4 separate regions of the Homo sapiens genome follow, and regions 2, 3 and 4 are each linked to region 1. Evidence: chromatin loops called from intact Hi-C (ENCODE). Cell type or tissue: HepG2. All regions are shown on one strand. Each heading gives the region's core, and the rest is flanking DNA. Links, peaks and the distances in the headings are about the cores only.

Region 1 (8,293 bases), core at 1,087-6,086:
GTCTTTGAGACTCAAAATATAACAGATCTCAGACAGATTTGCCAATCCAGGGACAGTGTTACTCAAATACCATGTTCTCACTGACTCTAGTTCCCAGTCTAATCCACATCCGTGGCATGTTTGCCATTTACTGCACTGATTTTCCAGCTTGTTTTCTTTGCTCAAGTCTCTGAAAGACATTATGAGCTTAATCATTGTCATAAAGAGAAAATGAAAGATTGCAGGCTTTCTGATTAGCATTTAGCATATTTTTTTCATAGAATTTCAAGAGCACATAAAACTCACTTGTTTCCTATCAGCATTTCCCCTTGCCCCTTTAGTTTGCTGACATGTGATTTTCAAGTCAGTTTTGGAAATCTGAAACCTGTTAGAGATTGCAGATGCCAAGATCTGCATGACTGCTGTAGTTTTGGCAAGGTCTGCTCTTTAAAGACAACAAAGGCAATAAATAGAAATCTTGCTTTCCTCTGACTCTATTCTTTTTCAAAAGAAAAAATGTCTTTGTGAATGCATGGCGTTTAACAAGATTTCTAGACCTTCTTGCTTTAGACCTTTTTTGTTCTTAGTTTTTATTCAATGTAGCATTTGGGCTTTTCATCTTGCAAACCATAAGCTTATTTCTGTTATCAGCTTCCACTAAGAGCACAGTCTTGTCTGTGTTCTCTTTAATGTCTGTGATTCTCTTTAATAAAACTAATCATCTAAGTGCCAATGGTTGGAAGCAATAAAAATATGTTTCTGCCAATATGAACAATTATTTGACTAATTTGAACCCTAACCCTGGCCAAGTCCCTTCATCTTCATGTCACTTAAGTCAGCTTGTAAAGAGGCAAAAAAAAAAAAAAACTGCAAAAGAGATACAGCTAAATAAGCATGTAGATGAAAAGAAGGAGACATCTGACTTAGGGCTTGGGAAAATGGAGGCATTTGAGGCCTTCAAGATTGGGTATAATTGTAATGGAGAGAAATGGGAGAGACAGAAGTGGGGCAGGAATATTAAAAGCAAATGTGTAAAGATGAGAAGGAGAAAGACATGTTGAAGAACAGCCAGAGGTTCAGTTTCGTTACAGACTTACTGTGTGGTAACATTACATACTGAGAGACGGAGTAGGAAAGGTGGTTTGTAGTTAGATTGCAGAGGATGAATGAATGGTCTGTACTTCACCAGAGAACAATGGAGAGTCAGTGGAAGTTTAAAGTATAGAAGTAACTCCAAAACATCCAGAGCAATTAGGCAGATGTGTTTAAGGAAGATTATAAGGGGAAGAAAGGATAACATCCAGCCAGTTAGAAAAAGTATTGCAATGGGATAAGGGAAAGGTAATAAGGCAGAGAGAGTGAAAATTTAAAAATAGAAATATGGGACTAGAGCCACTCCTAAGATGCATGGGGTCACAGGCAGTTTTTTTTTTTTTTTTTTTTTTTTTGCAAGGCCCTTCTCTATGTAAACTACCGATCTTTAAAAACTGTTTTACAAAATTTATAGACCTACGTGAAATATAGCCATGTATTGAAGAGGTACATATACATTTGTTAATTGTCTAGTCAATGCATATAGAGATTGTAGTGTTCAGGAAACATTTCTTCATGTTCTTTATTGTCATAGACATTGTTCCTACCTAATTTCTTACCTCCCACTATAATGAAAAGGAGGCAAATTGTTAATACAAAGCCAGAGCTCTTCAAAATCTTTTTTCTATATATTTTTTTTTTTTGAGACAGTCTCGCTCTGTCGCCCAGGCTGGAGGGCAGTGGTGTGATCTTGGCTCACTGCAACCTCTGCCTCCCGGGTTCAAGCAATTCTCCTGCCTCAGCCTCCTGAGTAGCTGGGATTACAGGCATGTGCCACCACGCTTGGCTAATTTTTGTATTTTTAGTAGGGATGGGGTTTCACCATGTTGGTCAGGATTGTCTCGAACTCCTGACTTCATGATCTGCCCACCTCAGTCTCCCAAAGTGCTAGGATTACAGGCGTGAGCCACTGTGCCCAGACAGAATCTATTTATATTGAAACAATATTGCCCTTCTTGCTACTGGTTTCCTAGCACCATTTATTTAATGCTGTTAGATCATTATTTAAGATGCTGTACCATCCATTGTGCTTCCTGAGAATAATGGATTCCAATGATAATCTCAAATATTGTTACTGTTCTTTGTTAATGGTGCAAATTTCAGTTAGTTTGTGGGAAAATGTTAGCAATAAGTCGTGTCCTGGTCATTTTAAATTACCATTTGGATTTTATACTATAAATGTAGAACAATTTGTCCTTCAACCATACTTTTCTCTTGAATTCTTTATAATAATTTTATTCTTGGAATGTGATTTCTTTCAAACTTCCTTTTGCATGAACAGCAATCGAAAAGACAAATAAGAAGCTCATGGACAGATCAAGAATAGTTCTTCCATTCCTGCAAGAAATATACATCCCTCATCTACATTGGCTTAAGACTGTCTCAGGAGAAGACAATGTCTCCACCTTGATCACAAGCAAGAAAGGATGTCAGTCAGAAAGGTTTGTTGGCATTGTAGAGCAGTAATCTTGAAAGCCTTCAAATGTGTCAGGTACAGCCATCCCAGAAGATCTCTGACTTGGAGCACCAAGCTGTAGATGGATGGAGGGACCACCCTGAGTGCCAGCAGTGGAAGACACACAGGGAGAAGGGGGCTGCCACCATTCCCACTGCAGCGCCATGATCAGAACAGGCATAAGTGAAAGCCAATGCATGGCTCACACACATTTTGGTGTTGGGCCAGAGGCCAGAATTCATCTTGTGTATTTCATGGGTAGGAATAACTCAAAATCAGTTCATCAGCATCATTCTTGTAGCCAAACTTGTATGATTTCATGAAAGAAATATCATGCTAACTGGCAGGAGTGATATCTTCCCTAAGGTGACTCCAAATTCAGAAGTCCTGAAGTTCCTTAGGGCATTGTGTTGATTCCTGGCAAATGAGGGTCAGATAATGCACTGTGGGGAGAAATAGGGAGCTGGTACCATAGGGGCCCTCTACAGGGCTTGGGTCACCTCCTGGAATAGCACTAATAGTTGCAGACAGCTCCAGGAACCAAAGGGAGACTTACAGAAAGTTGAGGAGGCCACTGTTAAGCACGAGGCTCTGCTGTATGGGACCCAGAGCAGGAGTCCCACTTGCCCAGATGGAAGGGAAGCACTTTGAGGAACATAAGGTATGAGTAATAAGCTCTGAAGATTGCACACAAAGTGGAGAGAGAGACATTGAAGATGGCATCAAAGTTGTGATCCTGCATACTGAATGATCTGTAATGCCATTGGTCAGGTGCTGCACTTGCCTTCTGAACAGTCCTGTAGGCCATTTGTACCTCTGAGACCTTTCAACAAAATGAAAGAAAATAAATAGGACCATGCTAAATTACTTGACCTCTCTGCATCTCCATTTTTATCTGCAAAATGGAAAGAATAAGGTTTTACATGTCTATTAAGACCATTGAGATAATATTTGTAAATCACTTAGAACAGCCCTGGCACAAAGTAAGTACTATTTAAGTGACTGATAAATATATGTTTTACTTTTTCCAAACCTTCCTTACCGTATAAACAATGTAAACAAGGGTGCTAAAGAATCTCGCAGTTTACCAGAATATTAAAGCCTCAACATACAACTACCTTATCCCTCTAGAAGCTCCTTCTTTCTTCTTTTGAGAAGGGGAACAATTAGAAACAGAATTTTGTCCTGCTTTAAATATTGGTCTTCAGGTACATTTTAATCACATCCCATTAATGCTGTAGCTAAGAGCCAAGTTCAAATGTTCGATATCCCTTGCTTTCAAAGGCCTCTACTGTTACAATACAAATCAAGAGATTTGGTGTACCATTTGTGCCTGTAGCAGAAAATGATGAGCTAAGATTTTTTTTTCTTCATCTACCATAGCATCAGTTCTATTTTACCTTAAAGAGTACACATATTTAGATATCTGTCTGCCCTTGTTAGACTGTAAGTTTCTTGTTGTCTGGGGCTATGTTGTTTTCATCTCTCTATTCCTCAGCAGTGGATAGCACAGTGTTTACACAAAGTACCTATTCACTGGCTCTTTGCTGAGCAAACTGATTCAGGAAAAACACACAAATGACACATGTGTACAAATACTTTCAAGTCAATGAATAACTAGATTCCTTATGAAAAACCAGAAACAATCTGCTTGAGGGTATGTGGCTGGGCCCTTCAGCTGTGACAGTGTCTGAATCACCTGTTTTGTCTGAAGACTAAACTTTTAACCTCAGCCCCACAACTCAGCCCAATGTAACGATGTAAATGAAGCCATGTGGTCGAGCAGTTCTAACAAATAGCAGTGCTATTTCTTCTGTTGCCTTAAACACTTAAGTTTCATATGACTGCAGCGTTAGAATGATTTGAAATATGTTTCCAAAGGCTTGCCTCTGCCTTCTTTGGAAATAAGTCATACCCAGCTGCAGTTCCTGCCACATCATAGTATAAATGAAACACATTTAACTTTGTTTTCTATTAGCATTGAAAACCTGAGTTCTGAATTCTGACCAAGCATCAATAATATCAGAGAGAGTTAAAGCAGAAAAGACCTCAGAAATCAGCTCATATAGTTCCTCATTTTTCCTGCTAAAGATCCACTGACAAAGAGGCATGGTAACTGGTCTACTTATCTATATAGCTCAGCAAATTACATGCAAGGAATGTGCAGATGACAAAAAATGGATATTTAGTTTATACATTATATATAGAATTTTAATCTGGGGGATAAAATTGTTAACTTTGGTTGGTTTCTGACATCCTATTCTCTCCTGGTTTTCCTCCAACTCCTTGGCCTTATTTTCTGAGTTTGCTTCCTCCCTTCTAGTGTCCTATAAATGCTGATGTTAGGGGCATGTGTATTTTTTTCTATTCTTGCTCTGCCTCCCTCTTTCCTGTGGAGCCCATCTACCCCACTGGCTTCACTAACAACTGTACTTTAACGACTTCCAAACATCTAATTTCAAGCCCAGAACTTCCTCCTGAGCCACAGACTCTTCTGCCTTGAGAAAACATCTCTACTTGACTATCTTCAAATACATCACATTCAAGATATAGTGAAAAACCTTTAACAAATGGCACTGTGAATTCTCACAATTTGACACTGGCCTTCTTCTAGGTTCATACTTCATCTCTTTTCCCTTCACACCTACCCTATCATTCACAACTAACTGCTTGCATGTCTTTAAACGCAGGGTATCCTTATACTTCCCACTTCTTTGCATTTGGTACACCTTCGGCCTGGAAGCCTCTTGTGCCTCCTTTGCCTGGTGAAATACCATTCAACTCTCCAAGCACATCTCAAAAGCCATCTGCTCCAAGGAGTCTCCATGCCTTCCAAATCTCTGTTGGTACTTCTCTCATGTCTCACCTGTTATCTTTGATCACTTGGTTAAGGTAGTGTTAGCCAGCTTTCTTCACTGTAAAGTTACTATTATTCCCTTTATATCTAAGAATTATGAACAGTGGGATACTTTGAGACTACATCAACAGCCTGTTGGTTGTAAAACTTTAACCTACCACTTTTACTCTCTGCTGATGATTTTCTAATACCTTCATTCCTTCTATACTTTAATGGCATTCTCTTTGCTCCCATTGACTTATTTTTCATTGACTTATTTATAACAGTATGGATTAACTGATTCTTATTTTGTTCAATGAGTTATAATTCATTATATTATTATTTATCTTGATGCTAAAATTATCGCTGATCTGCTCAGTGGGAGCCCCTTCAAATTGGCCCCTTTTTCCTTTTGACATTCCCCCATTATTTATTGAGCACTTCTTTATATTCTTACACAAAGAGATATTCTAGATTTATTCTGTACTTTCTCTTGCATAGTACTGGATTCACCATTTCTCCAAGTTTTTCAGAAAATCAGCTTTGCTGAGTCATAATTCACATACAATAAAATTTACCAATTTTAATTGTACAGTCCAATGTGTACGCAGTTTTGTAACCATGGCCCGAGTCAAGTCATTTTCATGGCTTGTCCTGTACCTTTTTGCCGTTAATCCTCCCCACTCCTTGGCTCCTGGCAAAAACTGATCTGCTTTCTGTCACTATAGTTTGTAGAATTTTAGGTAAATTGTATCATAGAGTACCCGATTTTTGTGTCTGGCTCTTTCATTCAGCATAATGCTTGTGAGATTTGTCCATGTTCTTGCATACACCAGTGGTCTGTTCCTTTTTCTTGATGAATAGTATCCTGTTATATGGACATATCTCAATTGGTTCAAGGTTATTATGAATAAAAATGCTATGCACATTCACATACATGTCTTTATGTGGACATAGGTTTTTAGTTTTCTTGGTAAGATATATATGGCAAGTGATTGTTTAACTTTCTAATAACTATCCTAACTTCATCCACACTGACTGCCATTTTGCATTCCTACCAGTGACATATGAGAATTCCAGTTGCTCCATACCCTAGCCAACAATGGGTATTGTCGGTCTTTTTAAGTTTAGGTATTCTAGTGCATGAGTCAGGATATTTTACTGTCATTTTAATTTGCATTTTCCAAATGATTAATAATATTGAGCATCCTTTGCTATCTTTATTTTTCTATTAGTATATGTTCTTTGGATAAGTGTACATCCAAATCTTTGCCTATTTTTTAATTGAGTTGTTTCTATGCTTGCTATTGAGATTAAGTATTCTGTATGTATTATGGGTACAAATCCTTTATCAGACATGTGTTTTGAAAACATTGTCTTCCAACAGTGTGGTGATTCCTCAAGGATCTGGAACTAGAAATACCATTTGACCCAGCCATCCCATTACTGGGCATATACCCAAAGGATTGTGAGTCATGCTGCTATAAAGACACATGACACCTGTGTTTATTGAAGCACTATTCATAATAGCAAAGACTTGGAACCAACCCAAATGTCCAACAATGATAGACTGGATTAAGAAAATGTGGCACATAGGCCAGGCACGGTGGCTCACGCCTGTAATCCCAGCACTTTGGGAGGCCGAGTGGGTGGATCATGAGGTCAGGAGATCGAGACCATCCTGGCTCACATGGTGAAACCCCATCTCTACTAAAAATACAAAAAATTAGCCGGGCATGGTGGCAGGCGCCTGTAGTCCCAGCAACTCAGGAGGCTGAGGCAGGAGAATGGTGTGAACCCGGGAGGCGGAGCTTGCAGTGAGCCGAGATCGCACCACTGCACTCCAGCCTGGGCGAGAGTGAGACTCTGTCTTAATAAAAAAGAAAAGAATATGTGGCACATATACACCATGGAATACTATGTAGCCATAAAAAACGATGAGTTCATGTCCTTTGTAGTGACATGGATGAAGCTGGAAACCATCATTCTGAGCAAATTATAGCAAGGACAGAAAACCAAACACTGCATGTTCTCACTAATAGGTGGGAATTGAACAATGAGAACACTTGGACACAGGGTGGGGAACATCACACACTGGGGCCTGTCATGGGGTGGGGGAGTGGGGAGGGATAGCATTAGGAGATATACCTAATGTAAATGACAAGTTAACGAGTGCAGCACACTAACATGGCACATGTATACATATGTAACAAACCTGCACGTTGTGCACATGTACCCTAGAACTTAAAGTATAATAAAAAAAAAAAAAAAGAAAACATTGTCTTCCAGTCTGTGGCTTACTCACCATTTTCAAAACCATAACTTGCGAAGGGAAAAAATTTTGATTTTGATAAAGTTTAAATTATCCATTTTATTTATTGTTTATGTTTATTTATATTTTTGATGTAGAGTTTTGCTCTTGTTGCCCAGGCTGGAGTGCAATGGCACGATCCTTTCGGTGGAGGAAGGAGGACTGCAACCTCCACCTTCCAGGTTCAAATGATTCTCCTGCCTCGGCCTCCCAAGTAGCTGGGATTACAGGCGCCCGCCACAACGCCCAGGTAATTTTTGTATTTTTAGTAGAGATGGGGTTTCATCATGTTGGTCAGGCTGGCCTCAAACTCCTGACCTCAGGTGATCCACCCACCTCAGCCTCCCAAAGTGCATTTTACAGGCGTGAGCCACCACGCCCAGCCCATTTTATTTATAGTTCACAATTTTGTGTCCTAAGAAATCTGTCTCACAAGTCCTTGTTGTGTTATTTTAGTGGTTGCTTTAAGTTTACAGTATACATCTTTAACATACCACAGTCTGCCTTCCAATAATATTTATAACAACTTATATGTATTATGAGAAACTTCCAGCAGTGTACTTCCATTTCCTCCCTCTTCTCTTTTGTGCTATTGTTGGCATATATTTCAACTTTACAT
Region 2 (8,293 bases), core at 2,016-7,015, 340 kb before region 1:
ATTTCTCCCCACTCAGTATGATATTTGCTGTAGGTTTGTCATATATGGCCTTTATTATTTTGAGTTATGTTCCTTCTATACCCAGTTTGATGAGGACTTTTATCATAAAGGGGTGTTGAATTTTATTGAATACTTTTTTGGCATCTATTGAAACATCATATAGTTTTTACTTTTGGTTTTGTTAATGTTATGTATAACATTTATTGATTAGTATATGTTGAATCATCCTTGCACCCCTGGGATGAATCCCACTTGATCGTAGTAAATGATCTTTATAATGCCTTATTACATTCAGGTTGCTAGTATTTTGTTGAAGATTGTTGTACCTATGTTCATTGGTGATACTGTCCTGTACTGTAGTGTTCTTTTTTTTTTTTTTTTTTTTTTTTGGTCCTGTTGTGTTCTTGTCTGGTTTGGTATTGGGGTAATTCTGGCCTTGCAAAATGAGTTTGGTAGTATTCCCTACTCTTCAATTTTTTTTGAAGAGTTAGAGTATAATTGGTATTAGTTCTTCTTTAAATGTCTGGTAGAATTTAGCAGTGAAGGCCTAAGGTCCTGAGTTTTTCTTTGATGGGAATCTTATTCTAAATTACAGCTTAATCTTGTTGCTCATTATTGGATTGTTGAGACTTTTTTATTCCTTCATGGTTCAATCTTAGTAGGTTGTATGTGTTCAGGAATTTCTCAATTTGTTGGCGTATAGTTGTTCCTAAGAGTCTCTAATGATACTTTGTATTTCTGTGGTCTCAGTTCTTATACCTCCTTTTCTATTTAATTTTATTTATTTGTATCATCTCTCTCTTTTTCTTAGTTAGACTAACTAAAGGCTTATCATCTTTTTTTATCTTTCATAAAAACACAACCTTTTGGCTGGTCATGGTGGCTCACGCCTATAATCCCAGCACTTTGGGAGGCCAAGGTAGGTGGTCAGGAGTTCGAGACCAGCCTGGCCAGCATGGTGAAACCCTGGCTCTACTAAAAATACAAAAAATTAGCCGGGCATGGTGGCACGCGCCTGTAATCCCAGCTACTCAGGAGGCTGAGGCAGGAGAATTGCTTGAACCCGGCAGGCAGAGGTTGCAGTGAGGCTGGAGTGCAGTGGTGTGATCTCAGCTCACTGCAAGCTTGCCTCCCAGGTTCATGCCATTCTCCTGCCTCAGCATCCCGAGTAGCTGGGACTACAGGTGCCCGCTACCGCACCCGGCTAATTTTTTGCATTTTTAGTGGAAACAGGTTTCACCGTGTTAGCCAGGATGGTCTCAATCTCCTGACCTCGTGATCTGCCCGCCTCGGCCTCCCAAAGTGCTAGGATTACAGGCGTGAGCCACCGCACCCGGCTCACTCTATGGCTTTTAATTGAAGAATTGAGTCCATTTATATTCAGTGTTATTCTTGATAAGTAAGACTTACTACTGTCATTTAGTTGCTTATTTTCTGGTTGTTTTATAACTTGTCTCTTCCTTCTTTCCGTCTTTCTTTGTGGTTAAGTGATTTTCTCTGGTATTATGTTTTAATTCATTGCTTTTATTTTTAGCAAATCTATTGTAGGTTCTTGCATTGCGGGTACCAATAGGCTTACAAAAAATACCTTGTAGGTATAGTAAGTTGTTTTAAGGAGGTGACAATTTATCTTTTTTTTTTTTTCTGAGATGAAGTTTCGCTCTTGTTGCCTATGCTGGAGTGCAGTGGCGCAATCTCAGCTCACTGCAGGCTCCGCCTCCCAGGTTCAAGTGATTCTTCTGCCTCAGCCTCCCGAAGAGCTGGGATTACAGGCGCCCACCACCATGCCCAGCTAATTTTTGTATTTTTAGTGGAGACAGGGTTTCACCATGTTGGCCAAGCTAGTCTCCAACTCCTGACCTCGTGATCTGCCCACCTCAGCCTCCTAAAGTGCTGGAATTACAGGCGTGAGCCACTGCGCATGGCAACAATTTATCTTAGATCACAAAGAAAAGAATAGGTAAAAAGAAAAAAAAAGGTAAAAGTTCTACACTTCAACTCCATCTCCCCTAAATTTTGACTTTTACTTGTCTCAGTCTACCTTTTTTATATTACCTACCTCTTGACAGACTACTGTAGCTATTATTATTTGGTAGATTTGTCTTTTGGGCTTCATACTAGAATTAAGAGTGGATCGTACACTGCAATTCAGTATTCTGTGTTTGTCTGTGTCCTTCTGTCAGTGGGTTTTATACCTTCAAATGCTTTTTTTTCATGTTAATGGTCTTTCTTTCTTCTTTCTTTCCTCCCTCCCTTCCTTCCTTCCTTCCTTCCTTCCTCTTTCTTTCTTTCTTTCTTTCTTTCTTTCTTTCTTTCTTTCTTTCTTTCTTTCTTTTTCTTTTCTCCCTTTCTTTCTTTCTTTTTTTTCTGCAGGAAAAACTCCCTTTAAGCATTTCTTATAAGATGAGTCTGAAGGTGGTGAATTTTCTGCACTTTTGTTTGTCTGGGAAATACCTTATCTCGCCTTCATATTGGAAGAATGACTGCTGCATGCAGTATTTTTGATGGAAGGTTTTTCTTTCAGCACTTAGAAAATGTCATTCTACTCCCTCCTGGCATGTACAGTTTCCATTGAGAAGTCTGTTGCCAGATGAATTGTACCTCTTTTGCTATTTGTGTATTTTCCCTTACTGCTTTTAGGATCCTCTCTCTATCTTTGACCTTTGAGAGTTTGATTATTGCATACTTAGGAGTAGTCTTATTTGGGTCAAATCTGTTTAGTGTTCTCTGACTTTCCTGAACCTGGATATTTATATCTTTCTCACATTTTAGAACATCTTCTGTTATTTCTTTGAATAAGTTTTCTACCCCTTGTTCTTGCTCATCTCCCACTTGAATACTAATAATTCTTAAATTTGCTCTTTTGAGGTAATTGTCTGTATCTTGCAGGTGGTCTTTTTTCCTTATCATTCTCTTTTCTCCCCTGTGTATTCTCAAATATACAGGGCCTTTCTTTGGGCTCACTGAGTCTTTCCTCTGCTTGATCCATTCTGCTATTGAGGGCCTCTAATGAATTTTTAATTCAGCAAATATATTTCTGAGTTCCAAGATTTCCGTTTGATTTTTTTGTCAGTTATTTCAATCTCATTGTTAAATTTCTCTGATAAATTTATGTTTTTATTTATAATTTTCTTTCTCATTGGAGGGGAGGGAAAGAAAGCAAGCAGAGGTGGGGGTATGGTTACACTATTTAAGGAAGAGCTGAATACAAAGACAATGAGTCTTTCATAGTCTCAACAACTCCACAATGAATGTGGATTATCTCATTTATAATTCACATTGGATCAAAAAAATTGGTTCCCCTCTGTATATATCAATTTAATTCAAACCTTATTATCTTCAAAATACAAAGATGAATACTGCAAGATAAACTCTTACTGCAATAGGTATTTTCTAAGTAGAAGACCAAACATCAAAGGGAATCCCTCTTTCCAATGTCTTTTGATATGACAAGATTTTGCCAGAGTTGAACTCTAAAACTTAAGTAAGCATTCTCATGGCCAAGTAAGAAACTAGTTGTTTTGGGTATTATCTTACAATTCACGTATGTATTACATATTAAATTAAACTCAGCATGAAATATGATTGTATAATTATGCTGTTAATGATGATAGCAGTGATGATGCTGGTAGAAAAAACCTGTCTTTAGCCCAAGAAAAGTAAGGGAGAAAAATGTAACAAGCAGAAATCAGACAGAGAGTTGGGCATTTTTTGACTAGGAAAGAGAATTTTAAGCATAGAAATATACAAAGAAAAGTACTCCCTTATTTTCCCTATATGGAAATAGTATGAAACATTTATTAGATCTACTGGACAAGAACAGAACTAAGTACTGCAACTGTACCGCAGCATTACAAAAAATTCATCCCTTCACAACAGTGTAAGATTTAAGGGCAGCCTGCCCAAGGATGCATGTTATATAAAACACAACAAGATTGCTACTGCCCTGCCAAGTACTTCCAGTCCCTACCCAGGTCCTAGTGAAATACTGGTGTTCCCAATTAGTTTTATTAAAATAATTCTTTAAAGAAAAGATAAAGCATTTAAAAAGACAAGTCAAAATGCTTCAGGAACGACATATCCAGCACAAACTTTATCCTCAAATGAGTTACGTTTGCTTCGCACTAATAAACTTTTATTTCACTCAAATTAGAGCAATAATCTTCCATACATAAATGTTTTCCCTGCCCAATAATTCAAAAAAAATCCAAAATCATTAGTAAAAAAATATAAGAATTAACAGACCCTTTAAATTTGTTTTAAATATTTTTAAGGTTTAAAAATTGTTTAAAGTTTGTAATTCCTAGTAGGAAAACATTATCTGAATGAATACCCTAATGGCAAACCACTGTAAAATGCCTCAGCTGCATTTAGGGGAGAGGGGTAGGGATTATCTTCAAAGCACCCCAGCTCTCTTGATGAGAAGGTCAGAGGTACACTGCTTTGTATTATTGTGACATCCATAAGGTGATCTAGGTTGTTTTTCCTTCAGCAAGGGCTTTATTCATCAGAAGGGCATTACACTTGACCTCCAAATTTGGCTGACAATTTACTGATAAGATTCATAACCTTTGGGTTGCTCTGGTATTGTGACATATTTGCTGGGTTCTGAGCCACATCCTGGAAGGCCACCATAACCTCTGGACCCTGCATGGCTGCAAGAACCTCTGAATCACTAAGAATTTCATTGAGTCCAGGCATTCTGGCCATTCCAGACATTCCTCAGGGAAAATTACCAGGCATTCCCCCAGGAAAGCCACCTGGAAAAGAGCTATACTGAGCTCCTTAGTGTCATCTGGCTTCTTCCTCCCTCTGGGCTCTCTCATGCTCTTCTTGAGCCTTCTTAACTCTTTCTATTCTTGCTTTGATCTCTCACCCTTCACGTTTTCACTCATACTTTCTCTGATGTTCTGCAATTTTCTGTGCCCTAGGTTGAACTTCTTTCAGCATTGCACTAGCATCTTCATCATAATCCAATTTACAGGCAAAGGCAAGATCATGTGCTGCTTCTTCCCAGTGGCCTAGAAGTATGTGTGCTTTCCCTCACCACTTGTAAGGCTGAGCTGAATCAGGATTTATTTCAATGGCTCTGTCACAGTCTCAGATAGCAGCGTTTGGCTCCTGTAATTTGACAAAGACACTTGCCCTCTTGGCATACAAAATGGCCAAGCAAGGATTCAGCCTGATGGCATCTGTGAATAAGTCAATGGCTTTCTGCAGTTCACCATCACTTAGGGCTTCAATAGCAGCCACTTTCTTATCATTTGCCTGATTCATCATCTCCTCTGTTATCTCTGCATTTTAATCTCCCAGTTCTTGAGGGGCATCAGTGTCTGGTTCAATCACACCTTCATTATCAATAACTAGATCACTTTCCTCACTTGATGGCGTTAGATATGAGTTCTAAATTTCTCTTCAAAGAATCAATATGTCAGTATGTTCGATTCTTTGCCTTCTACTTTTAAACTTAACTTCCTCATAAAGCAACCTTTTTCAATCACCTGCTCCACTCTGACTCATTCCGATTACCTGCTCCACCCTGACTCATTCTGATCACCTGCCCCACCATGACTCATTCCAATTACCTGCTCCACCCTGACTCATTCCAATTACCTGCCTGCCTTGGCTCATTCTGATCACCTGCCCCACCCTGACTCATTATGATCACCTTCCCCAACCTGACTCATTCTGATCACTTGCCCCATCCTGACTCACTCCAATTACCTGCTCCACCCTGACACGTTCCGGTTACCTGCTCCTGCCTGACTTCTCCTCCACTCTGACTTATTCCATAACCATTTTTCCCGCTAAACCACTCACCACATCACTCTCTTTAAATTAGCCAATCGGAATTAGTTTAGCCTGTGCAGTCTAACCCTAGCCAATAGGGGAACGACACAGCAGCAGGGGCCACGTGCATCAGGAATAAGAACCCCTTTCCCACCCAGGTGTGTTCTCGCTATTGTTCCATCTGCAACTGAGCACCTTTTCTGCAGAAAGTAAAGACAGCCTTGCTAAGAGATCATTTGTCTCCAAGCTGACTTTTCTTTGCAGCACCGATTATCTATTTCTAACAATTTTGGGGGCTCGTCCAGGATTACAGTCTCCTCTAGGGTGGGTCTCCAGTCCTCTCTTGTGAGAAGGCATGCCCCACTACCTCGTTTTTGGCAGCCTCAGGGGTGAGGAACCGAGATCCACCCAGTGTGATGAATAAACTGGGACTCTCAGCAACGTGGAAAGAAACTGGCTAGCAACGTAGGGTAAAGGATCCTCACATACTGCGGTAATGACTCTGCACAGACCAAGGAAGGAGAAACCATGGGAGCTGGTAAAGTACTTCCTTGGTGGTCAAATTCTGGAGGGCCAAATGTGTGTGTGTGTGCGTGAATGATCACAAACAACCCTTCTTATGGTATTGTTCATGTGGATGGTGACAAGTCCTACTGCTGGAGTGAGTGGGTCCTCTCCACGGTTCTGTGGCTACCTCATATGGCTTAGGGCAGATCCTGCTGTGGGATTTATACCGGCATACCAATGCTAAGAGGGGTCTAATTCTTCCTTGGGGGAGCAGCCAGAGAGGACAACATGAGTGGGAAGTGTGCAAAGGACCGTCAGATGGGGAAAGGGAGGAAACAGGTCAACCTTCCAGGGCAGCAAGGCAAGACATCCCTGGTTTGAGGGGTTGAGACTTCCAGGACAGGCAAGGCAAGGCACCCCTGGTTTGAGTGGTTGAGACTTCCACAAATTTCAGGGGGTTGAACCTTACACAAACCTCTGGTAGTTAGAAAAATATTCAGAACTCCCCTTTCCTTTCTTCTTGTGGGGAAGAAAGAGTAGCTCCACTCCTGCTGGTCCCTCCCCTAGGGGAAGGGGAAGGAGAGGGGGGAACAGCAGCATAAGCAGCTGGCAGAGGCAGGGAAAGACCAGCAGAGAGGAAAGAGAAACTTGGAGAGGAAGTCAGAGAGAAAGAGACAGAGAGTCAAAGAGAGAGAGAGAGAGATAGAAGTAGTAAAGAGAAAACAGTGTACCCTATTCCTTTAAGTGCCAGGATAAATTAAAAACCTATAATTGATAGTTGAAGGTCTTCTCCTTGACCCTATAACATTCCAATACCACCTTGTTGTCAGTGTAAACAAGGGTGTAGCCTGAAAGCACTGAGGCCACTGACAACCCGTAGCCTTTCCTAATCAAAAATCCTTAACCCTGTAACCTGTGGATAGCCCAAATGCATTTAATCTGTAGTGGCGACTGCTTTGTTAACAGAAGAAAGTAGAAAAATAACTTTTAGAGGAAACTTCATTGTGAGCACACCTCATCAGGTTGGAACTATCCTAAGTCAAAAAAAAAAAAAAAAAAAGCAAAAATGTAGCATACTGACTCAAGAACCTTAAAGTATGAGGCTATTCTGTTAGAAAAAGATGATTTAACATTAAACACTGAAAATTCCCTTAACCCAGCAGGCTTCCTAACAGGGGATCTAAATCTTAATTGATTACCATACAAAGGTCCAACCAGACCTAGGAGGAACTCCCTTCAGGACAGGACAATAGATGGTTCCTCCCGGGTGATTGAGGGAAAAAGACACAATGGGTATTCAGTAAGTGATAAGGAAACTCTTGTAGAAGCAGAGTTAGGAAAATTGCCTAATAGTTGGTCTGCTCAAACGTGTGAGCTGTTTGCATTCAGCCAAGCCTTAAAATACTTACAGAATCAGGAAGGAGCTATCTATACCAATTCTAAGTTAATATGGACTGAACGAAGTCTTACTAATAGCAAAGAATAATTGAAATCCCAAACTTACAAAGTTTTCAACAAAAGTAAAATTTGCTAAAAGTTAACAGTGTAACATGTATTATCCTAACTTCTAATTTTGTGGCCTAAGGCAGCCTAGTCCACAGACATGAAGGAAGTTCACTTTGGAAAAGAATGGTTATCTTTGAAAACAAAAAATGGGGGAGAATTTATGTAAAAAGAATATTATATGGTAAATTCTTGTCCTAAAACAAATTAACTGGTTGTTTAAAGAAAGGGATGTTTGCAACAAGTCAAAAAGTTGAGGCACATTGAAGAATTGTCTGTGAAAGTCGTGAAAAAAAGTTATAAAAGGGAAATGTTGTATAATTTAAAAGTAATTAGGCCTCCTGAATGTAAAACTATTGAAGAAACAGTTTATGTGCAAGGTGTGTAAGGAAAGTAAAATGTATTTTTGGTAAAAGGATTACAAGGAGGCATAAGAATATGGATTTTTACCTACATTAAAAGGTTAAAAAAATATTTTATTGGCCGGGCGCGG
Region 3 (8,293 bases), core at 1,112-6,111, 100 kb before region 1:
TTTTACCTGGCTTTCTCTTGTCCATCATTTAGGCTGTGACATATCCCTGCAGTATATTCAGTAGCATCCTGCACTGTCTCATATGTTTTGGGGTGTATATAAATGTGTTTAATTGACTATTTCAACCACTATATTGAATGCTCCAGAAACTCATGGTTTTTACTTACCATTTTATCCATAAAATCTGGCCCCAGGTAGGCATTCATTAATATGTGTTTAGTAAATAAATGGATATAGAACTGGGAACACATTCTTTTTCTGATAAAAAAACAGTGCTATAAATTGCTATAAATTATGTTTAGAGATAGGCTCAATGGTATCTCAGTTCCACAACTCAGAAAGATCATTTATTAACTGGACTTTTTGGGCTCATCTGTATACATAACCATTTTGGAAATTCACTTTAATCCTAAATACGTGATTTACATGTTGTCCTTAAGAAGATTCCCAACTGGTAAATTTAGTCTGTCATTAATAAGGGGGAACAATGCAAAAATAAGAAAAAGGAAAGTGATTCCTAAGAAGAAGACCTGTGGGAGATTTGGCAAACCACAGGCGTAAGGTTTTGGAGAAAAGTGTTAGAAGATCACTTAAAAGGCTAAAAAGCAGACTGGGTAGCGCCAAAAGGCTAATTATAGAGACATGTAGAAACCTACGACTTGGGAGAGTTATTCTATGACTCTGATCTATGAAAAGAGAGGAAATTATTATGCCTTGAAGTGCCCAAACTGCTAGTTGATCATATGACCCATGGATCCAGATTGCGTTAGAAGTAATTGCAAATGACTGTTCATATGTGTTATTGCTTAACCTCCTCTTTTATGTTTCCACTCCAATAAAAGGACCTGAAGTACTTTCTCTCTTTTATATCTCATTTTCCCAGGCATACTGTGAAACGAAGGCTGCAATGTACTACATGTTGGAGTGATTTAGTTGATTAGTTAGTTCTTCAATGCAAGTGCTTCTCACAGTCATCGTCAAATGCTTAGGATCACCAGGGATTCTGTGGTTATTTGAGCTGCCAGGAAAGAATAAAGTAAACGTGGAACACACAGGGACATTCCCCCCTGCCTTTCCTTGGTTTTAGGTTTTTGGCTTACTCTTCTTCATTTGGGCAATATCAGCCCAACTTGGGTAAGAAAGAAACAGCTTGGAGTTTTGAAAAGAGCCTGGATTTTGCAGCCAAGCAAATACCAAATTTCAGCTCTGCTGACTACTAGCTGTGTGACATCAGGCTAGTTATTAATTTCTTTGAGTCTCTATGTCCTCTTCCTAAGTAAGAAAGGGATAAGAACAGAACTTGTTATGTAGTGGAAGGAAGATACTGTTTGTAAAATACATAACTCATAGTAGACTATTAAAAAAAATCTGCTTCTTCCACCCCACCTCATCCTTTAAGTAAAAAAATAATTATTTATTATTTGTTAAATTGACATAATATAAAGTTAGGTTTAGCACTTGAATCATCAGGTCTAGGTGTTTTATTATTATTAAACACCCTGGCTAATTAGCAATTTTTTAACCTCAATGAACATAAGAGTCAATCCCACATATTGTAGAAATCTTTCTAAGTAGAAGTGCCCGACTTGGAAGCAGTGCATGGGTGCACAAATTGTATGCCTTAAAAGAATCATATTTTGGAAAAGCTTTCCTGGAAAAGGGATTATAAGCATCTGAGCGATGGGAAAATAGAGTAGAATTTTGTGATTGCACTGGTTTCTTTCGAGTTGTTGGTCCTGTGTGGGACTTATGTGCATCTTACTGTTTCCTAGTTGTGTAGTGCATCATTTTCAAAAAAATACTCCCTTTGTCCCCAATTATTCCACGTAGTGGCTGTAACTTGATTCAAACAATATTTCAAGATCTAGCCAAGCATCTTACAAATACATTTATTATTCTCATATAATTAAGTGGGATTGATTATTACTAGGAAACTGCAAAAAAGTATGCCTTACTAATGTGGGTCAGGAGCGTTGTTGTATATACTTGGTGATCACATTTTTCAAACCAAAAACTAGAGCCTGTCAGGCTCAGAAAACACTATCCCAAAGTGCTTTGAACTGAAGGAGATTGGGTGGGGCTCAGAAGCAAGGTCACTCTGCCTTTCCTCCACCTTTCTGTGTGAAGCATGGTTGTAAAAGAATTATCTGACCTACCTTGCCTCAAAATAGGTCATAAGACCCTCATTCCAGAGGACTTCTGCCCCATATGTGGTGGGAAGGAGTGCTAGACAGAGAAGACAAGAAGATCCTGAACAGACAGGCCTTGCTGGGATACCACTCCCTTTCCCACACTGCTCCCCATCACCCCACCCTCAGCTTATTGCCATTAGATCATACCCTTTTTGTTCAATCACATTTCCACATGGCTGTCCATTCCTCTTCAAACTTTCCATAAAACACAGTTTTTCCTGGGTCTTTGGGTCTCCGTTTCTAAAGGCTCCCATGTCTTAGAAAACTGTTAAATAATTTTGTTATGCTTTTCTCTTGCTAACCTGTCTTTTGTTAAAGGAGTGTTGGCCATGACTCTCATAATATATGAAGAAAAGGTATTATTACCTTTTCACTCCTACAGGCCCATAGTCTAGGAATGGGAAAAAAATATTCTTAATCTTTATGTTTTGCATAATTTGGTAAGTGCTTAACCTTTAGGAAAATGCATTTAACATTCTAATGAGCAATTGGGAGCTAACCTCATGTAATGTAAGAACTGTGTGTGATGAGCACACACCTGTGCTCATGTGCAGACATGCGGTTTAGCAGTCTCCTGGAAGGCAGGTAAGTGGGCTAGCATAGCCAGGACTAAAAGCACTGGCCTAAACAATATCCAGTGTGGTCCTCATGGAGTGCATAGATGTGTTTCAGGACTGAATTGGATCCACTCTTAACATATTTTTACCAAACCAGAATTTGACTCAGCAAATATTACCAAATAGAATGGAGTTTCTTGCTGCTCAGGAGAGAAGTTGATGGGTTAACTTAGAAACCCCTATTCCCATGCGTGGTGTCTAGAATTGTCAATAGATCACATCCACATGATAAATAATGTGGCAGACAGAAGGCCAGGCCTTGCCCAATTTTCCAAGGTGTTGAGGATAGGTGCCTTAAGACACAGTGTTTGAGAGGAGACAGGATGTGAAAGGCTATCCTTGCTCTGAGCCTGGAGGACACCCTTCAACACCCAGTCAAGCTAAATGACATTTCACAGGCGGGAGAATATTTAAGGTAATATCTACTATACCTAGAAAGTATATTTAGAAAGTACAATTGCATTTAGAAAGTACAGTTTTACAAAACTATGGAAAACGTGACTATCTTTAACAATATAAGTCTCTACACACCTTTTAGGTCGTTAAGATTGTTGAACACTTTTTTCTTTGGAAATGAGTTGAAGAACATCATTTTGACTCCCTATCAAAAGATTCTCAAAAATAACCAGAGTTTTAAACATCATGCCTGATTCGTTTTTCCCCATTGATCCAGAAGCTTCAATTATTAAATAAAACAAAAATCTGTTGGAATGCAAATTACCTCTTTTCTAATACTTTGAAGCTCTCCTGTGACTTTCACCATATACTTTACTGAGTATGCCAGCTGTTTGGGGCTTCTCTTTTTCTCCTATGAATTATAAGTTCCTAAAACCCAGAAACTTTTTAAAAATTCATTTTAAAAATAATTTCTTACCGAGACTAGCTTGTTGTGACTACAGTAGAAAAGTGAAAAATAGTAAATAATATTAATTGAGGCTTGGCACCGTGGCTCACACCTATAATCCCAGCACTTTGGGAGGCCGAGGCAGGTGGATCACTTGAGGCCAGGAGTTCGAGACCAGCCTGGCTAACGTGTCAAAACCCCGTCTCTACTAAAAATACAAAAATTAGCCAGGCGTGATGGTGCACATCTGGAATTCCAGCTACTCAGGAAGCTGAGGCACAAGAATCTCTTGAACCTCGGAGGTGAAGGTTGCAGCGAGTCGAGATCGCGCCACTGCACTCCAGCCTGGGTGACAGAGCGAGACTTTGTCTCAAAAAAAAAAAAAAATTAATTGAGTATATTGCAATAAGGTAAAACCATTTTTGGATGTGAAGCAGAGACTTGAGTCTACAGAAATCCTGTTTTAATTGTGTTCCATCAAGGTCTTGGAGTTTGGTCTCTGAGTAGGCTAAATAACAAAGGATTATTATGCTCGTGCATTGCAAGCTATGGGAAAGTTCATAAATTATCTTGATGACTCATTTCCTCTGTCACTCTAGGACTTCTAATATAGGGAGACCTTTTCTGTTGCCTTTAAAAAAAAAAAAAAACTTGTGAGATAAATGGGGAGAAAAGTCCTGAAATTGAGCTTGTTCAATAAGTGTTATTTAATGTTCATATAAAAATTAAACTGTGTTATAACAATGTTAATAACCAATTGATTCCAAAGGCCATGCTTAAAGGCCTCTGCCTTTAAACTCAGTCTTCTTAGTGCCATTTTGCAGAGTGGCTTGTGACCACAGGAGGTTATTTATTTCATCCTAAGCCACACAGGATATTTCCCATACATATGCTCAGTATACCATGGAGTGTAACAAAGGTCCCCTGTTCTTGAGGCAGCGATTGAAAAGAAAGTAGAAGGGAACCGTCTCTTTAATTTCTGAATATTGTGTACTATCAGACTCTCTGAAATGCAATTCAAAACCTTAAAAGGTTGTGGCATTTCTAGATTTCTCTGTCTTTATCTAGTCACCTACAAAAAAAATTTACATGCTTATACATTGATTGGAGATAAATAGCTTCATTTTGCTCTTTGAATCTTTGACTAGGCATATATATTTTAAGATTTTTTTTTCTAAGTACTTAAGACTGTCCTAAACAAAACAAATGCTGAATCAATATTTCAGGATTATCATCTGTAAACTTCTGAAAATCTGCCCATGGATTATTGATGTGTTTTGTTCTCATTCCAGAATCCTTTGGCATCTGCTTCATTTCACTGTTCTCTCATTTTTCAGTTTTTCATATAGGCCAGACAATTAACTACAGCATTAAAGTAGCAAGGATGTTAATTCTGTGCAATGCTTTGAAATATACTTCATTTGATATTATATACTATGGATAAAAGTTTTTATTTTCTCCTTATTCTTCCTTTTGAGGAAGGGAAAGAAAGAGTGAACTAAAGACATTAAACTATGGCTAACTGACCTCGTGAGTCAGTGTTTCCATGAATTTTACATCTCTCATTGCTGAAATTTTGGATGTTCTGTTCTTCATTTGAAAGCCTGCTTTTTATTGTTGGCGTGTATTTCCTGTTTTCTCTTTTCTCAGTTCCCACTCCTTGCGTCAGGACTCCCCTCAAATGATGAATTTACAAAGGAACCTGTTAACAGAGTAATAAACTCGGCCTCCCCACCCAGTGCCTGTCAGCACTCCCACCCAAGACCTCCAGTCTCCACATGGCTCCTTTTCTCTTTTCCTCTCTTGTCTCTCTATCACCCAGAGCCCTTTTCATGTACGGCAATATCTCACATGGGGACATCCTCAATTCCCAAATGACCTCAGGGAAACCTGACATTTGCCCCTGACACTAAAACTTACCAAAAATGAAAAAAAAAAAAAATAGAATTTCTATGCACAAGTCTCCTTGAATTTGGAAGCCAAGGAAATATTTTCTGCTATTGCTACAGATAGACTGAAGAAAGTTCTACTTGGAAAAACCAGAGCTGTCTGAAGAATGTAGGGGAGTGATGGATAACAAATTTCCTTTTGGGAGGTAAGTCTAAGGACATGGGACTGCCTCTGAGATCATCGCCTGTGTCAGAGGCAGGTGGAGCATTTAACACATGAGGGCTGAGGTGTGAGATTCTCTCAACATGCTTGGTATATTGATACTTAGGGGTATTAGTGAGCTGGCTCTAATTTGGAATTATTTAGCTCCCACTTCTTGCATGTTCCTTCCTCCTCTTTCTCTCAATAGGCCTTAAATCATTAATTACAAACATGACATGACATGAAAACCCATGATCTTTGATAGTGTTGGGCTCAGACAATGATACCCCAAAGCGAACACTTCAGAAGTAACAAAATTTTTCTCTGGCCTTCTCCTTCCCTCCTGTCTCTCATCCTTCATTTCCCCCTGAGGCACACCATAGAAACTAGAATCTCTCTTCCTTAAGGCGGTCATAGAAACCAGGATCCCTTTTCCCCAAAGCCAGCCATAAGACCTAAAACTGTGACTCTAAAAATATTGCTCTAACCTGCCTTGCTGCGTTTCCCCCGTGGTCTATTACTATTAGATCATAGCCTTTTGCCTAATCATATGCCTACATGGCTGTCCATGATTAATAGAACCTAAGCGTAAAAATGGATAGTTCACCCTGAGCCTTTGGGTCATCAATGTGAAAACTCTCATGTCATATAAAACTATGATCGAATAACTTTGTTATGGCTTTTCTTCTGTTAATGTGTATTGTCAATTCATTTCAGCAGACTTACACTTTAGAGGGGAAGCTTGAACTTCCATGGGATGGTTTCTCTTTACCTGTGTGTGGTAAGTCTTCAGTGAAGTAAATAGTAATTAGGACCTTTAATTATTTAATTAAATAATTTAATTTAAATAGTAAATTATTACTTTCACCAGTCAGAACATTACTTATTTGTTAAATTTCCCTAAAGGCAAAAATAAACTAATTCTCAAGCCACCAGCTACAGCTTGCTTTAGTCATGAAATTGAATAGATAGGAAATGAATGCTGAGGAGTATCCTGTACCAATTCGAAGTGGGTCTTTCAGGTAAATTTACTAAGCATGTTTAAAGATCAGCCAAGGCTCTCAAATGACAAAACATAAAAATTGGTGAAGAATTTTAAAATTGATCAAATTTAAAAATTTGATTATTTATCAGTAATTAAATAATAGCCTTCTGAAATTATAATCTGTATTTACCATGGGGTCTTAAATACTTTATGGACATCTATATTTATTATTGTATTGATAAGCTTTGCTTATCAATATAAGCTTTTCTTTGTATGGTATGGCTGTGTCCCCACCCAAATCTCATCTTTAAATGTAGCTCCCATAATTCCCATGTGTTGTGGGAGGAACACGGTGGGAGATCATTGAGTCATGGGAGTGGTTTCCCCCATATTGTTCTTATAGTAGTGAGTAAGTCTCACGAGAGTTGATGTTTTTATAAGGGGAAACCCCTTTCACTTGGTTCTCATTCTCTCTTTTCTGGCCACCACGTAAGACGTCCCTTTGCTCTTCCTTCATCTTCTGCCATGATTGTGAAGCTTCCCCAGCCATGTGGAACTGTGAGTCAATTAAACCTCTTTGCTTTAGAAATTACCCAGTCTCAGGCATGTCTTTGTCAGTAGCATGAGAATGGACTAATACATTTCTTTTTTTTTGCAAGTTGATTTTTCTGAAAGAAAGAAAGAATCTCTTTACATCCTCTGAAGAAGCCATAGTAGGCTTTCAAGTTTATAATGGTTTGTCAAGAGAAAGTGCAAGGAAAAATAGGTTACTAATAATCTAGAATTAAAGAGTGGCAATAACACGAGGAAGAGTTCGAAAGGAGTTTAAAGTGAGACCTGCCTGACAATGCAGAGTAATGATCTCTGTATAACTAAACATATTCTAAACAAGATAAGTGACCATCAGGCATAGATGCTGAACAGTATTTTTCCATGCTGGTTGGGAGGCAGTATTAGAAGAAATGTATTCAGTTTGTTTAACACTCTCTGACGGAATTTTAAAATTCCTTGATATTTGAACCATCTGGACAAGCCCAGTCACTCTTAAAATGCAAGGTACAGAGTTTACTGTAATACTGCAGATATGGTCCAACTAGGGTAAATACAAAATGATTAAATATACAAATTACATTTTATTAATATAGTCCAAAATTATGTTAGATTTTTAAATAGCCAAACCATGTGGCCAATTCCTAGTGCACTTATGATAAAGTAAACTCTGAGGCATTTTTCTCATATGAATTCAAAGGAACCCAGCCTCCTTTATTCCGTTCTTGCATAATTGATTATTAAATCCTAAATGTAAATTTTCATATTTATTGCTGACAAATTTTGTATTATTGATTCTAATGTCAAGATAATTTTTCATCTTGAAGTAGCTTATTACATTAAATATCCCTCTAAGCTTTGTGTAATTTCAGACAGTAAAAAGTCATCCTCTACATCTTCCAAATTGCTGATAGAGGTTGAATAGAACTGAATTTAGTGACACTATAATACAGTCTTCCCGGAGGAAGATTTTTTATTATGCCTCTCCATAGAGCAAATTCTCTGAAAATAACCT
Region 4 (8,293 bases), core at 1,894-6,893, 450 kb before region 1:
CTGTGCTTCTACAAGGGTAGTGTCTGATAGCACTTAGTTACCTGCAAAATTGGCAACCACCTCCAGCAGGCAGCAGTGAAACAAGGTCACACAGCTAAAAGAGTATCTTTAAATTACCTTATTGATCAGAAAGATTAATCAATTGGTGGCCTCTTTATGGCTACAACTTAATATCAATTTTGAAACAAAATCCTAAAAAGATTGTCAGACTTCTTCAAAGGATTCTGAAATAGCACTAAATCAAACATGTTCCTGCCTATAAAGTACAATGAAGTGAAAATGAAGTCAAATTATCAATAATCTTTAAACTTCAGAACAATCAAGAATGATTATCTTATTAGAAGGAAGTTGGAAATGTTATATGCATCAACAATCTTCAAACTACAGAACTATCATGAATAATTTTCTTATTAGGGAGAAGCTGGGAATGTTACATGTCTTAGAAAAAAAAATTTATTTTTAATCAAACACTTCCCCAAAAGAATTAATGAAATGTTTATTAACAAATGAAGCCACACTACTTTGTGCAAGAGAAGCAATTCTGCACAGCAAAATTTAAAATGCTGATCTGAAAAGCTATTCAGTCAAGTTAGTTTCATAGTCACTTAATATGTTTTAAAAATTTCCCATTAAGTTGAAATAACGAACTGAAATCAACCTGCAGAACGTCAGTTGTAAAAATTCCACTCCATCTACCAGTCATTCATTAAGGAAGCAGTATGTGCAAACTTTGTGTTCAATGAGAACTCTAGCAGATCAGAAAAAAAAAGTAATGACACTTTCTCTCCAGAAACTTTTCATCCACTTAGGAGAACATGACAATACAGAGTTCTATATAAATTATAATTAAACTTGTTAGTTATTTAAAAAATAAGTAAATATATACAAGGTAGTATAGAATTTTGCTACAGCAGAGTTAAAGTAGTAATAAAATAATGACAAGATACATCAAATACCTGCTAAATGACATAAAAAGATGCTGCATTTTCTAAGGTAAAAAAATTACAGGACCAATATAAACAAAAATAAGAGGTATAAGAGAAGGTTTGCCTGAGGAATCCAATGTTCAGAAAATGAAATACCAACAATCAACTAGTAGATTCACCAGTAGCAACGACAATACAATTCCAATGCCTTGAAAATTATTTTTCCTTAACAATTGAAATGTATATTATTAAATTCAATTCTGCCTGCATAAATATTCCACTTTGGCCAAGGTACAAGACTGCCCAGTGAAACATCAGAAATACAAAATATCCAGAAAAATGAGGTACATGCTTTTCATTTTAACAAGGCATGTAGCTCCAAACCAAATAAAGAAGAGACATACACCAAAAAAAGAGTAAATTACTAAATTTTCAAAGATAAGATTGTATTAATTTTTTTGTGTATTTTAGTATGACATCTTGCTTGCTGAAACAATGAACACGCTATGACCAGGAAAAAAAAAATTTTTTTTTTTTGACACAGGGTCTCACTCTGTCACCCAGACTGGAGTACAGTGGCACCATCTCGGCTCACTGCAACCTCTACCTCTCAGGCTCAAGTGATTCCCCTGCCTCAGCCTACTGAGTAGCTGGGATTACAGGCATGCACCACCACGCCTGGCTGATTTTTGTATTTTTAGTAGAGATGGGGTTTCACTATGTTGGCCATGCTGGTCTCAAACGCCTGACCTCAAATGATCTACCTGCCTCGGCCTCCCAAAGTGCTGGGATTACAAGTGTGAGCCACTGTGCTCAGCCAACCAGGACAAATTTTATAGGGCTGTTGTTATTTAGAAATGTCTTTTTATTTTTTATTTTTTTGGAGACAGGGTCTCACTCTGTTGCCCAGGCTGGAGTGCAGTGGCGCAATCTCAGCTCACTGCAACCTCTGCCTCCCAGGTTCAAGCAATTCTCATGTCTCAGCCTCCCGAGTAGCTGAGATTACAGGCATGCACCACCACTCCCGGCTAATTTTTGTATTTTTGGTAGAGATGGGGTTTCACCAGGTTGGCCAGGCTGGACTTGAAATTCTGACCTCTGGTGATCCACCTGCTTTGGCCTCCCAAAGTGCTGGAATTACAGGTGTGAGCCACCACTCCTGGCCTAGAAATGCCTGATTTTTTAATTAAACCTTGTTTAGAGGTTATATAAAACAGAGATATCTATTTAGCTGATGGCCAAAAAAATTCAACCAAATTAGAACATTCAAGAACATAAAGATCATGGTTAGGCATTTAGGTACGAACATTCAGTTCAGGTATGTCTGATTTAATATCTAAGGGATTTCTTTGACTCAGGACAAAATGAGAAAGAGAGAGAACCAGCCAATGTCTTAGAAAACTGTTTTTGAAAAAAAAAACTAGATAAAAACTGAGAAATTAAATTAAGGCACATACACAGTTGATCGCTGAACAACTGAAGGTTTGTTCTGTGTGGGTCCACTTACACTCTAAAGTTTCTCAATAAAAGTTACACCAACTGTGTCCACCTCTCCTGCCTCCTCTTCCACCTCCTCTACCTCTGCCACCTCTGCCACCTCTGCCAGCCCAGAGACAGCAAGATCAATCCTTCTCTTCCTCTTCCGCCCCAGCCAGCTCAACATGAAGACAAGAATGAAGACCTTTATGATGATCGACTTCCACTTAATGAATAGTAAATATATTTTCCTTTCATTATGATTTTCTTAATAACATTTACTTTTTTCTAGCTTACTTTATTGTAAGAATACAGTACATAATGCATATAACACACAAAACATATGTTAATCAACTGTTTATGTTATTGATGAGGCTTCTGGTCAACAATAAACTATTAGTAGTTAAGTTTTGAAGGAGCCAAAAGTTATACATGGATTTTCAACTGCGTGAGAGGTTGGCATCCCTAACCCCTATATTGTTCAAGGGTCAACTCTATAGCTAATTACAATGTACGCTACTATATGGACTTAATAAATCATTCATTTCTTCTAAGAACTCATACAATATTATGAACTGGTTAAATGATTAGATTACTATTTAAAAGCCACCTATCACTACCATTAGAAAGGAGAAGCAATGAGAAAACAAGTCCTGATACCCATGTTTTATGTTCTTAAGATTGTTTTAGGACTGTCGTTCAAAGAATTGCTAAGTTTAAACTTCTTCTAGAAGTCCGCAAAACAATGTAAGATTGTGTGGTTCTAATGACTTGATATAAAAGCTCAAATGTCTACTTTGCATCAAAAAGCTTTTTGTTAAAATACAGTGATATTCAGATGGGAATTAACAGTGGTGATCTATAATATGATTTTCTACTGAGACATGCTTGTCAGATAATGACAACAAGGTCATATTCCCTTATCACATCTAAAGTGCAAAAACTTCTATTTTCTATGTTGCCATTTAAGAAGTTATCAGAGTATAAACTTTTGTCTCCCCAAATTAATATCTAAGTCATCATGAGCCAATTTCTCCTTAAGAACAATGTTGAAAATGAAGGGTTAGTTCCTAAACACAACACTTGGCAAGTTTTTAAAATTCAATTTATAGATGAGTATCACAGCACAGCTAATTTACAAATTTATAAATAGCAATGATACTGTCATTTTATGTTAAACCCATACATGGAACTCTATTAGTATACTATATCATACAAGCATCTACCTAAAAATTACAAAAAAAATCATAAACATTTAAACTTTAACTTTTTAAGTGCCCCAACGTTTAGACAGATGTAATTTTATTTTCCCTGAGCAGCTGTTCATTTGGACATGTTCCGTATTTATTGATATACTGTGTCCAATGCTAGGGTCACATTTCTTAAACAGGAACTTGGCAACTTCCAAATTCTATGGTAAATATTGACATGTCTCAGCATGTCAATATTTATACTGTCAAGACTTTGACAGGTTTCAACAATGGCTGCATCTCATTTCTTAGCAGCCATGTGCTTCTGTTTCAAATGAGCAAGTTCCTTCTTTATCCAATAAAATTCTCATTCACTGCTCAGGTAAAATTAGAAGTAAGTTAATAGCATTCTCTCACACAAGACCAGATTGAACTCTTTGCTTACTTCAACATTTTAGTCACTTCTGTAGGATTAGCAAAGCTATGGAAATGAACACAAATTCAGGATACAATGTCCTCCAGGTAATATTTGTTTTTGATTACTTAATCTCAAGCCTAATTATCATTTGCAACGACATTACTAATGTGGAAGCCTTTTCAGAATCTATAGAGCTAATCGATTTCCTTTTTTGTTAGTCTTAAGGGCTAGGTGAAGATAAAACTGCTTTAGTTTATAGGCTGCGACAATAATGATAATATTCAGAAGGCAGTTTGAACTCAGGATGCCAATCATAAAGAGTAGTTGGGAAGTCTAGCTCATTATCTAGGATTAAACAAACAGTATTTTAAACGCAAAATTAGTTTACCTAATTTTGTGCTACGTGTCAGAGATACTGTTAACAAACTAATCATAATTAAATCAATCTTAAGAGCAAATTTCGGTACTGCTGAAAGAAAATCTTTGCAACATCTTTAAACACTCTGGGATTTCCCAATGGTACACAAGTTTAATGTAACATGAAGTTACTGGTAGTAATGGCATCTAGCAAAAACATAAATGCCTCATGAACAGTTTGGAATTTTGGCATGTATTTCTTCTTTGGCAAGTATTTCTTCTTTTTGGCAACACAAATCTCAAGAATGTTTTCCTCCCCAAAAGTGCCTAATTTCATCAACATTAAAAATTTGCTGTCTGCAATTGAACCCTGATCAATGATTTCAGCCAATGCCTTAGAAAAAGGCACAACTCACTTTCATCAGGGCTGGCAGCTTCCGCAATAACAAGGAGCAAATTGTCCAGGGCTATACAATGCATTAACTCCCTCCTACTTGTATCAAAAGGATACAGTACCTTTCAATTATTTTAAAGACAGCCATCTTTTTCCTAAGAAACAAGGTATAGCAAATAAGCCATTGATTTTACACTCAAAAGACCCAGGTTGGAATCAAAACTATGCTTCATAGCTGAGTGTCCTTGATCATGCCATTAATGCATTAAAACATTCACTGATTACTTCCTATGTACCAGGATTTGATATCCCAAAGATCAGTAAGACACATTCGCAACTCTCTACTGAAATAGAGACACCCAAACAGAATTATAATATAAGTTTGTAAAATGCAGAGGTAGGAAGGGAGCTCCTCTGAAAAGCAGCACTTACCCTGGCCTGACATTTTAGGGAAGGCTTCCTTGAGTTACATCTAATATTATACGAATCTTTAAAGAGAAATGGTCAGGTGAAAACAACTTAGGGGTAGAGGAAGAAAGATAAGGAAGGGCATTCCAAATAGAAGAGTCTGCATGAGTAAAAACTTGGAGGCAAGAAATAGCATGATACATGGAAGTGATAAATAATTCAGTGTTTCAGACTGCAAATCAAAAATTACAGGTTCATGGTCAAATGCGGTGGCTCATGCCTGTAATCCCAGCACCTTCATGCCTGTAATCCCAGCACTTTGGGAGGCTGAGGCGGGTGGATCACGAGGTCAGGAGTTCGAGACCAGTCTGGCCAACATGGTGAAACCCCGTCTGTACTAAAAATACAAAAAATTTGCTGGGCATGGTGGCATGCACCTGTAATCCCAGCTACTCAGGAGGCTGAGAAGAGAGAATTGCTGGAACCCAGGAGGCAGAGGTTGTAGTGAGTAGAGATTGTGCCACTGCACTCCAGCCTGGGAAACGGAGCAAGACTCCATCTCAAAAAAAAAAAAAAAAAAATTACAGATTCAAACACCCAATCAAGTCAGTCATTCATTCAAACAAAACCTACTGAGTACTTCTATGCCTCAGACAAATGCTTTAGAATGTGGCATAAGACAACAAAACAGATAAAAATGCCTGCCTTCATGGATTTTACATTTTAATAGGGGAACACAATTAAAAATACATGTAACAAATATGTAATACATATATAGAATAATGATAAGCGCTGAAGTAAAAAGAGGAGATAAAACAGGGTGGAGGAGATAGGGGTAGGGGCTATGGAAGTTGCAAAGCTTCAATTTAAATAGGGAGGTTGGGATATGCTTTACTGCAAAGGTGACATTTGAACAACATGTAAAAGCTATGAAGGAATAGCTGTATGGATCCAAAAGCATTCTAGAAAGAAGCAGCAGTCAGTGCAAAGGCCCTGTGGTAGAAGTAGGCCTAGTGTACTTAAGAAACAGGGTGGTAAGTATGGCTGGAACAAAGGGAGAGAGAATACAAAGACATGTAGTCAGAGAGGTAATGGGAGACCAGATCATGTAGAGCAGAGGTGTCCAATCTTTTGACTTCCTTAGGCCACACTGGAGGAAGAATTGTCTTGGGCCACACATAAAATACACTAACACTAATGATACCTAAAGGGCTCAAAAAAAAAAAAATCTCATAATGTTTTAAGAAAGTTTACAAATTTGTGGTGGGCCGCATTCAAAGCCATCATAGGCCACAGGCAGCCTGTGAGCTGTAAGTTGGACAAGACTGATGTAGACTATTGTAGGCCAACGTAAGGCTGTTAGCTTCTACTATGAATCAAATGATTCACGAAAGGTTTTTAAGCAAAAAAGTAATGTTTTATTCTTCTGTATATTATTTTGAAATAATTCTGAATTTACAGAAGGGTTACAAAGATAATAGAAAGTTCTCATATACCCCTCACCCAATTTCTTCTAATATTAACATCTTATACTACCACGGTGCATTTATCAAAACCAGGAAACCAACACTGATACATTTCTATCAACTAAACCATAGACTTTATTTGGATTTCACCAGTTTTTCCATTAATAACCTCTTTCTGTTTCAGGATCCAATCTAGCATAACATATTGCATTTAGAATCTTACATGTAAATACACAATTTTTTATTTATATTTTAAAAGTATCACTCTGGCTGACATATGAGAATAGACTGTAGGGAGGCAAGGACTGAAAAAAGCAGAGAGAACAGAACACAATTACTATAATCCAGGCAAGAAATGATAGTGGGTAATAACAAAAATCTGAGCAAGAGATGATCAGTATACTAATAGCAGAAATAGTAGAAAACTGTTGAATTCTAGATATATTTCATAGAAAAAGCCAACAGATTTGTTGGAATACAAGAGAAAGGAAGGAGTCAAGGATGACTCCAAAGATTTAACTGAGCAACTGGCTGTATAAAGTTGCCATCAATTCAGATGAGAAAGAATGGGAAAGGTTTGGGAGGAAAGGAGTTCGGTCTGGGACATCTGAGTTCAAGATATCTTTTAAATATACCAATGAAGATGCAGAGGTAGAAAAAGAGGAATTGGAACATGGAGCATAGAAAACTCTTTAGAGGATTTTTGTTGCAGAGAAGAGCAAACAAATGGGGTTGAAAATGGAGAAAGGTTAAGAGAAACATTTCTTAAGGTAAAAGAAATAAGACATACATTAAATAGAAGTGTCTTTTTTGGTGAAACTTCTTTTTTTAAAAAATGTTAATGTGTATATTTGAGGTTTACAAGTTGACATTATAGGATACACACAGATAGTAAAATGGTTATTTTAGTCAAGGAGATTAACACCTATCATCTATCTTATTTTTTGTGTGTGACAAGGGCAGCTGAAACTCTACTTATTTAACAAAAATCCCTAACAGAATAAAACTGTATTAACTTTGGTCCTCAAGTACATTTCAGTCTGAATTGAAAAGCCATGTGGGAAGGGAATAAAAACAAGGGGGGAGAAAAAAAGGACAAACACTGGAACATGAAAAACCTCTACCTGAGGTTAGGGAGGCTAGCTGAGGATAAGAGGAAAAAAGCAGAACAATTGTCTTTCAATATATGTGAATAACAGTGAATGAAAAAAGGTAGGTAATGTAAAAGGTAATGTAAATCAACCCTATCATTAACACTAGCAACAAAGTAAAAAGAGAAAATGGGGAGAAAGTGGTCTGGTGATACAAATGCAATACCAACTTAATACTAAAACCTTTTATAGCAGTCCTCTCCTTATCCAAGGGTGTATATCCCAAGGCCCCGTGAGGAGGCTGAATCCAACTGCCTTCAATCTGAGCATGCTTCTGTTCACATTTTCTAACCACAAATTTAATTCCTTTTTTATCTTAACTAAGCTTTTATAATGCACTATGGCTATAAGTTTGGCAGTTTGAGGTGTGACAGTAAAACTAGCATAAATTTCTTTTTGCTTATTCACAATTTTACAGATAGATTTGTTCTTACCATAGTTCTTAACAACATCAACATAGGATTTCTTTTCTTCCTTATTAAGTGGAGAACTTTCCTTTTTTTGCTT

Evidence for each region. A loop is a pair of places that touch in the nucleus more often than their neighbours do. Peaks named below come from ENCODE experiments on the same cell type or tissue, not always from the same donor. Only the 100,000 strongest peaks of a DNase experiment are listed, where the experiment ranks them.
Region 2: a loop joins it to region 1, with 2.5 times the contacts of the local background. A loop is called at or near these places in 2 of 110 quality-filtered maps.
Region 3: it touches region 1 in a loop (2.7-fold over the local background); 3 of 110 quality-filtered maps call a loop at or near these places.
Region 4: it touches region 1 in a loop (10-fold over the local background); 15 of 110 quality-filtered maps call a loop at or near these places.

The regions. Positions count from the first base shown.
Region 1 is chr5:82,631,674-82,639,966 of GRCh38, reverse strand. No RefSeq gene overlaps it. Among named protein-coding and RNA genes, the nearest start is that of MIR3977, 200 kb to the left of the region's middle. In HepG2, for the core only: no CTCF peak of the experiment used is centred there; a DNase peak (open chromatin) is centred at 4,126.
Region 2 is chr5:82,973,379-82,981,671 of GRCh38, reverse strand. LOC105379051 (a long non-coding RNA gene) reads left to right here and starts at 5,956. Exons shown (of 3, transcript NR_188290.1): 1 at 5,956-6,328. It also overlaps the pseudogene ST13P12. RefSeq lists a silencer at 5,508-5,802 and an enhancer at 5,209-6,408. In HepG2, for the core only: no CTCF peak of the experiment used is centred there; DNase peaks (open chromatin) are centred at 4,511 and 5,661.
Region 3 is chr5:82,731,551-82,739,843 of GRCh38, reverse strand. LOC105379050 (a long non-coding RNA gene) reads right to left here. Exons shown (of 4, transcript XR_948504.3): 3 at 7,323-7,397; 4 at 2,343-5,355. Among named protein-coding and RNA genes, the nearest start is that of MIR3977, 100 kb to the left of the region's middle. In HepG2, for the core only: no CTCF peak of the experiment used is centred there; a DNase peak (open chromatin) is centred at 4,193; H3K27me3 peaks cover 342 bases.
Region 4 is chr5:83,080,833-83,089,125 of GRCh38, reverse strand. All of the region lies in intron 1 of XRCC4 (X-ray repair cross complementing 4), which reads right to left. Among named protein-coding and RNA genes, the nearest start is that of XRCC4, 7.4 kb to the right of the region's middle. In HepG2, for the core only: no CTCF peak of the experiment used is centred there; a DNase peak (open chromatin) is centred at 3,835.